2 separate regions of the Homo sapiens genome follow, and region 1 is linked to region 2. Evidence: chromatin contacts called from ENCODE Hi-C or POLR2A ChIA-PET data. All regions are on one chromosome and are shown on one strand. The core of a region is the stretch at or near the end of the contact, and the rest is flanking DNA. Distances in the headings are between cores, read along the strand shown.

Region 1 (4,240 bases), core at 1,319-3,818, 160 kb after region 2:
TCCATCTCAAAAAAAAAATTTAATTAAATTAAAAAAAATTCATCTACATTGTTTACAGTTCAATATTATGAGTACACAATTTATCTAATCTCTTTATTGAATATTTTTATTATTTCCATCTTTCATTTTTATCATTAATACTCTCTTTAGTTCTTTTGTTACGTTTTTTTTGGAGACAAGGTCCCTCTCTGTTGCCCAGGTTGGAGTTCAGTGGCACAATCATAGCTCACTGCAGCCTTGAACTCCTGGGCTCAAGCAATCGTCTCGCCTCAGCCTCCCCAGTAGCTAGGACTCCAGGCTCATGCCACCACACCTGGCTAATTTGTTTTTCCTTGCTTTTTGTAGAGACAGGATCTTGCTATGTTGCCCAGACTGGTTTGAACCCCTAGCTTCAAGCAATCCTCCTGTCTCAGATTCCCAAAGTGCTGAGATTACAGGTGTGAGGCACTGTTCCTGGCCTCTCTTTGGTTCTTGATCACAGTAGATTACCAGTTTGACTTGCCCAAGAAAGCCAAACTTCTGACTTTTTGAGTGGAATTTCTAATTTTCTTCCCAATTCAGGCTCATGCTCTGGCCCTATCTGGATCCTAATTGCTTATTTATAAAAATTAACTAAAAATAATTCCTGTTTTATAGGATGTGCTGAAATTCTCTACTTGCTTTGAAGACAAGTAACTTAGCAAATTTGTAACACTCTTGTGAAAACTTACTGAGTTCTTCCTGAATTTTCTTCCAATTTTCTGCTTCCTGTGAGTTGGGATATGTCACCAGTAATCCAGCCAGGGCTTCCTTTACTTTTTGAATTTTTGGAGAATTCTGTTCCAACTCAGCCAGGAAGGCCTAGGAGAAAGAATGCCATGCATGCCATGAGATTCTGGACAGGAAACAAAGTTGTGTGTGTGGTAGAAATGATTGGAAAACTGGGCAGTTATTATAGACTCTACTAGGATCCTATCAATGACTTGTTTAGTGGTGTTAAGATACTTAACCCTTCTACTTCAATTTTTATTTTAAAATGAAAATCTAAATGGCAGGATCTGAGTTTCTTTTATGTATAATACATCAGTAGAACTCAATAAGAAGGAATTATTAATCAAAATAAACTAAAAATACCAAGATATGATGATAACATATCTTGAAGGAGATGAGATGCTACGCTCAATGGGAATATTAAAAGTTTTGGTGAAACTTGCCTACAGGATTTTCTGTGGTCTTATATCTTCTGACATTTTTCCTAGTCTCACATGTCAATCTTAAGAATGAACTGTAATCACTGTTATTTAGATCCCTCTAAGAATTGGAAAGATACTTTGATAAGAATGGTTTGTCTTGCTTACAGCATCATATAGAAAATGAGATCCCATTCTCAATGAGCTAACGATTCTGGGGAGGGCTATTCTTTTTCTGCAAACATACCTGGTTTTGTTTCTGAATCTAACTTATAACAATTTCTAATTTCATAAGAAAATTCTCTAGGAGAGTTAAGGCATATTAATCATTTAGAATGTCAAACATACTGCCCATCACAGCCTAGATTGTTGCCCATGTCTCTCTCTCAGATACCTGGGCTTGGGCAGGAACACTGGTACAGCTGTCTCTTCCTCTTGGTGTTGGGAGGCAACTAATGTAAACACAGTACCTTGTTAGATTCAGCTTGGGCTTTCACTGTTTCTGTCTTGGTTGGAGATGACATGGCATCCATGGATTTCAGGACTTCCTCTTTTGATTCCAGCCACTGCAGCACAGAGTTTGCCTCCTTGTGAACCTCCTCCATTCTGTTGAGGATAGCCTGAAGGCTTTCCTGGCGTTCATGAAGTACTCCCCCTAGTTTCTCATACTTCAAGTTTACATCTGACATGTCACACTGGATCTCCGTCAGATCTAGTATCATAGAAACAGAAATCAGATTGGAGACAGCTCTTCGAGTATGCTCCTTGACTCCTCACTCCTAAATTACTTGCATCTCTCTTACTCCTTCTAGTGAATTAGAGATTATCTTCCTGCTAAATCATACAAAAGTTCCCATTTATATACACAAAACAAAAGCATTCTCATTAATCTGCTTTCTGGTTTTGGCATTATATACTCAGATGTATACCTTAAAATGCTAAACATGGGAACAACAAAAGTGAAGGGAGCAAAGTAAGAAATTAACCTTAGTTTACTATTGGGATTAAGGGACTTGGAGCATTCTTCCATTCCTTCTTCTCCAAACTACAGAGAAGTCACCTAGCTGGGAGGCTGAGAGCTAGACTAGATTATCTCTAGTATAACTTCTTTATAATTCAAAGATTAACATATATTTTCTTTGAGTTCCTTCCCTATTTGCCTTATCTAGTGATCCAATCTATTGTATTTCTACAATACCTTTAGCTTCAGGGGCTGCCAACCTGTTTATGGTCTATAGCCAGCAAACCACAGTTGCTTCTCCCCAGATTTTTATCCTCACACCCATTCTGGCAGCAGTTCTTCCACCACATATTGCAACATACACAGATGCAAACATAGACACTGTCCTAACACATCCAACAAAGAAGCACTGTTGAAATGGCATTCTCACCTTTGCAGGTGTGGTATCCGTTTACACTGCCTACAGAGCTTCCTACAGAGGGCAGTATGGAACCTGAGCAGAAGGACAGGGAGACAAACAGGGCAAGACCAACGTGTTAGGAATACATATAGGCACTGAATTTGTCCTTTGGCCCTCACTTTAAGCTTAGGTATCAGGAAGTTAACACAGCACAAGACAACATACTCATGGAAAGAGACAAATTATTTTAGCTGCCAGGCAACAAAACGTCACTCAAGGTTCTTAGCAGGAATGATTCTTAATCCCTTCTAGAGGAAATTCGTATTCCCTTTTTATTAAATCTCCAACTTGAATTCTCTGGATGCCGCCCTAATTTTGTGAAGCAAGTACTGGTAAAATTATTCAGTCTAGAATGGTACTTGCCATATTTTGGAATAAGCTTTTATAATAAAGCCAGAAAGTTTCACCTTTTATATCAATATCTTTCAATATAATAAAAATGAAAATACCATTAAGGACAGAAAAAGCAGCCTTTTTTTTTTTCTTTTTTGAGACAGAGTCTCACTCTGTTGCCCAGACTGAAGTGCGGTGGCATGATCTCGGCTCACTGCAACTTCCACTTCCCAGGTTCAAGCAATTCTCCCATCTCAGCCTCTCAAACAGCTGGGATTACAGGCGCCTGCCACCAGGCCCGGCTAATTTTTGTATTTTTAGTAGAGACGGGGTTTCACTATGTTGGTCAGGCTGGTCTCAAACTCCCGACCTCAGGTGATCTGCCTGCCTCGGCCTCCCAAAGTGCTGGGATTATAGGCATGAGTCACCGTGCCTGGCCTAAAAAGCAGCCTTCTTCTAATAAAGACATTAAAATGAGCCCTTCTTATATTGTTTTTAAAGGAAGATTATTTGCCTTTTCTTTCATAACCTCTTCTTGCTCACCTTTCCCCAAGAAAAAACAGAAATCCTAAGTGCCAATAAATCTGGCTCATCAACATTCTTATAAATTGTGCTTTGGGCCTTTGGTTCTGTTTCTAATCACCATAATTTCACATACATTCTCCCCAAACTGATTCCTTATATTTCAGAAGTTTCCCAAGATAGGTAAAAATCAGGTGAGGTAATGATAAATATTATACAGAAATCTGAAAAATATTCATAATGATACTTTAAAAGGACAGAAAACTCTCATATGCACTGACTTCACTGTACAAAAAGTCATGTGCAAGGTTATATTACAAAATAGTTGGCCGGGCGCGGTGGCTCACACCTGTAATCCTAGCACTTTGGGAGGCTGAGGTGGGTGGATTGCCTGAGCTCAGGAGGTTCGAGACCAGCCTGGGCAATACGGTGAAACCCCATCTCTATTAAAATGCAAAAAATTAGCTGGGTGTGGCAGCGGACGCCTGTAGTCTCAGCTACTGGGGAGGCTGAGGCAGGAGAATCGATTGAACCCGGGAGGCAGAGGTTGCAGTGAGCCAAGATGGTGCCACCGCACTCCAGTCTGGGCGACAGAGCAAGACTCCATCTCAAAACAACAACAAAAACAAAATAGTTGTGGGCCAGGTGTAATGGCTCACGCCTGTAATCCCAGCACTTTGGGAGGGTGGAAGTTTAAGACCAGCCTAGGCAACACGAGACCCTGTCTCTACAAAAAAATATTAAAAAAAAAAAAAATTAGTCAGGCATGACAGTGCACATTTGTGGTCCTAGCTA
Region 2 (4,300 bases), core at 1,501-4,000:
TTAATCTAGCTTTTAAAAATGTTTCTTAAAGTCATAATTGCACATAGTTTAAAGAAAATCGTTCTATAATAAAACATTCTTCTGCTCCCCCAACATAATTTTTCTGCCCTGCCAGAGGCAACATTCATTTCTTTTAACTATTTTAATTATTTGGGCTTTTATTGCTATGTCTCTGAAAAATATACTCATATTACTATTAGTAATCCCAGACTGGAGTACAATGGCATGATCTTGGCTCACTGCAACCTCCGCCTCCCGGGTTCAAGTGATTCTCCTGCTTCAGCCTCCCGAGTAGCTGGGATTACAGGCGCCCACCACCATGCCCAGCTGGTTTTTATATTTTTAGTAGAGACAGGGCTTCACCATGTTGGCCAGGCTGGTCTTGAACTCCTGACCTCAGGTGATCCACCCACCTCTGCCTCCCAAAGCGCTGAGATTACAGGTGTGAGCCACGGCGCCTGGCCTCCCTCCTCTGCTATCCATTTTAGATACCTCTCATCCTCACCTCAGCTGGTTCCTCTGCTAATCTAAATGGCTTATCAGGTGGGGTGACCTAGACCTTTGTCTGTGGGGATTTGAGCTCCTGGTCATTATATACCTTCTCAGGTCATCGCTGCCTAGCATAATTGGGTGGGGGAGTCCAAATGTTTATTCAGTTGTCCTAAGACCAGTTTATAGAAAGTCCATCTTTGACCCAGTGATTTAAGATGCCAAGCTTTATGAAATATTTAATTCCTTTATATATATATATATATATACACACGCACACACACACACACACACATATATATGCATATATACACACACATATACATACATACACATATATATACATTTTTGTATATGTGTGTGTGTGTGTGTGTGTATATATATATATATTTTTTTTTTTTTTGAGACGGAATTTCACTCTTGTTGCCCAGGCTGGAGTAAAATGGCATGATCTCAGCTTACTGCAACCTTTGCCTCCCGGGTTCAAGTGATTCTCCTGCTTCAGCCTCCCGAGTAGCTGGGATTACAGGCACATGCCACCATGCCGAGCTAATTTTCTGTATTTTTATTAGAGATAGGGTTTTACCACATTGGTCAGGCTGGTCTTGAACTCCTGACCTCAGGTGATCCACCCACCTCGGCCTCCCAAAGTGCTGGGATTACAGACCCGAGCCACCGCACCTGGCCTATGTATATATTTTAATAGAGATGAGGTCTTGCCGTGTTGCCCAGGCTGGTCTCCAACTCCTCTGCTCAGGCAATCCTCCTGCCTTGGCCTCCCCAAGTACTGAGATTACAGATGTGAGCCACCATGCCTAGCTGAAATACTGAATTTTCATACGTTTCTGGGTCTATTCGGGACTTTCTCTTCTTTTCACCTAGTCTGTTCTATCTATTTGTGTGCCACTTCCACACTTAAGCATTTAGTTTAAATAAAGGTACTATGTACTTTTTTAGATTTGGAGAGCTGGAGTTTGGGGGTGTGTGTGTATTTTATTTCAGAGACAGGGTCTCACTTTGTCACCTAGGAGTGTGCCACCATGCCTAGCTAGTTTCTGTATTTTTAGTAGAGATGGGGTTTTGCCATGTTGGCCAGGCTGGTCTCGAACTCCTGACCTCAGGTGATCCACCCACCTTGGCCTCCCAAAGTGCTGGGATTACAGGCATGAGCCACCGTGGCTGGGACCCAAATGATTATTTTTATTTTTGTAGAGATGGCATGTTACAGAGAGCTGGAGTTTTAATTATCTAGTTAGATATTCTTACCTCAGCACTTTTCTCTTTCTCAATCCCAGAGAATTTTCTCTACATGTGCACCCATTTAAAGGACTCGGCTTCAAGGGAAGCAGCTTCCACCGCATTATCCCCCAGTTCATTTGCCAGGGCAGTGATTTCACAAACCACGGTGGCACCAGGGGTAAGTCCATCTACAAGAAGAAATTTGATGATGAAAACTTTATCTTCAAACACACAGGACCAGGTAGGAACCACTCATCGTGTGGTGACAAGGGAGGCTGGGCGAGGGCAGCTGGCCGTGCAGGGTGGAAGGATGAGCCGTGGTTCTGGCTGAGAAACAGGGAATCTGGAGGAGACCCAGCTACCAGACACAGGAGAACCGTTCAGCCTTGCTAGGGTGGAGTTAGCTTTGGGCTTTGAAAAGCTTTTCTGTTTTTTATTTTGGGTTATTTCAGTTCCCATTTGTCTCCTTTCATTAAAAGAGGAAGAAGCATAGACGCCTGGGTCTGCTCCTACAGGGGTGTCTTGTTATTGTTTTTGTAACTTTTTATTTTATGTAATGTCAAGCTCACGGAAGAGTTACAAGAATAGTGCGATGAACCCCATACACCTTTGCTGGCATTTACTCAAGTTCACCAGTTGTTTATATTGGTGAACATCATTTCCTATTTATTCTCCTTCTGTGTATTTTTATAGACAGTGCGTATTTTTTTAGAGCCATTTGAAAGTAAGTTGGAGAGTTCATGTTCCTCTACCACTAAATACTTCAGCATGTATTTCATAAGAAACAGGGTATTTTTAATGTTACCAGGACATAGTTCTCAAAATCAGAAAACAAACACTGCTACAATACTATTCTCTCAACTGCAGTGCATATTCAGATTTCCTCATGTGACAGCACGTCATCCTTTTGGGGCTTTTCATGGTTGGCACGTGTCCTAGACTCATAGATGCGCTGCCCATCCACCCACACCACACTGCCCTGTTGCCTCACTCACATCTCACGCGCCGTCGCTGCATGCACTCTCCTTCCTCTTGCCAAGGATCCCGCTGCCTCTCTCGTGCTCCTTCTTACGTAGTGCAGAACTCTGTGTGCTAGAGAAAAGCACAGCCCTGAGCTATCTGGTCCCTCTTGAGTTGAGGAGCTCAGGTCTTAAGGGCACCTTGAGCAATGCCCAGTGGTCCTCCCAGATTGCTGGAGGTACTTGTCATCCATCGTCTGACTGGAAAACACGCCTTTTCTTCACTCCTCAGCCCTCCAGCATTGCTTCATACACTCTCCCTCTCAGCTGATGGTGTCGCTTATTTATAGAAACAATCAGAAGAGAACTATTTAGTCTTCCTGCAGCCAGATCTACTCCCCTGCCTGCATCATTCTCTCCTGCCTGGCCTGCTTGCCTTCCTGTGACAATGGTGGCCTCCCTCTTCTCCTACCTTTTGCCCCATGGTGTCTTCCCTCAGTCTCTTCCCTTGTCTCTTCCTCCTCCTAGTCTCTAAATTTTTGGAGGGACCCAGTGCTCACCATGGCTTTTCTGTATCTGTATTCACTCTTTACCTCAATAGTTCTCACCCTTTTACCCTAGCACCTGCCTCTTACAGCTCATGCTCTAGTGTGCTGAGATGGAAGTCACAGCTCTGCACCCTTCCAGTGAATGCCTAATTAAAAACACGGTATTGGCTGGGTGCAGTGGCTCACGCCTATAATCCCAGCACTTTGGGAGGCCGAGGTGGGAGGATTGCTTGAGCCCAGGAGTTTGAGACCAGCCTGGGCAACATGGCAAGACCCCATCTCTACAAAAAATACAAAAACCAGCCAGGCATCTTGGTGAACACCTATAGTCCCAGCTTCTCAGGAGGCTGAGGTAGGAGGATGGCTTGAGCTGGGGAGGCAGAGGTTGCAATGAGCCAAGATTGCACCATTTGGACTCCAGCCTGGGTGACAGAGTGAGACTCTGTCTCAAACGAAAAACCCCACAGTATTATTTCATAGTTGTAATATAAAGGGAAATTAAAGGAAAACAATTTGTAATAACATAATATGCATTTCAGTATTCAAATGCTTGGAAGCAACTACATGTATGAAGTACTTGAACATGTGTACTTCTGCCTAGAGCTGCACTTAGTAGTGTGGACTGATTCAGGTGTGTTGTTTTGGCAGAATCAAAGTAACATGATGTTTTGAAATAGTAAAAATCTCTTGGTAAAATTCTGAGCAAAAAGAAATGAAAAGTGACAGGATGGGTTGATTTCTGGAAAAATTTGATACAAAAAAATAATTCTTTGGATTTATATGGAACATGGAGTTAGGGTGTAGGCTCAGATCATTATAAATAGATTTTTCTTATCTACATGAATGTTATTCAGGGCTTTTGAAAGTCCAGGATTTAGAGTAACTCTCCATTACGTAGGAGACTGCAGGACATCTAGAGTCCCTCCCTGATCCCTTCCTTCCAATGCCAGTAGCACCGTATTACTGACCACCAAAAATAGACTGCAGTTTCTGGTAGCCCCTAGGGGGCAGTATGATACCACTGAGAACCCATGCCCTGGGCAATCACGCCGCCCAGTCCCAGGA

The links. A loop is a pair of places that touch in the nucleus more often than their neighbours do. ChIA-PET counts read pairs that join two places held with the same protein, here RNA polymerase II (POLR2A). Pooled maps may share reads with other maps.
Region 1: a loop to region 2 is called in a pooled map, with 5 times the contacts of the local background. The contact joins two enhancer-like sites. A Hi-C loop is called at or near these places in 2 of 168 maps with a recorded cell type or tissue (endothelial cell of umbilical vein and thyroid gland), 3 of 37 single-sample maps with no recorded cell type and 6 of 50 pooled maps. POLR2A ChIA-PET finds 5 or more read pairs at or near these places in 4 of 52 experiments (AG04450, GM12878, WTC11 and 1 more).

Annotation. Positions count from the first base shown.
Region 1 is chr1:39,376,844-39,381,083 of GRCh38, reverse strand. It overlaps MACF1 (microtubule actin crosslinking factor 1), which reads right to left. Exons shown (of 101, transcript NM_001394062.1): 53 at 2,561-2,623; 54 at 1,640-1,881; 55 at 711-840. Among named protein-coding and RNA genes, the nearest start is that of BMP8A, 110 kb to the left of the region's middle. Within about 2 kb of position 2,568, at least 2 of the 41 ENCODE cell types and tissues checked have a DNase peak (open chromatin) inside an H3K27ac peak, as active enhancers do.
Region 2 is chr1:39,539,326-39,543,625 of GRCh38, reverse strand. It overlaps the pseudogene PPIEL. Among named protein-coding and RNA genes, the nearest start is that of PABPC4-AS1, 24 kb to the left of the region's middle. Within about 2 kb of position 2,750, at least 13 of the 41 ENCODE cell types and tissues checked have a DNase peak (open chromatin) inside an H3K27ac peak, as active enhancers do.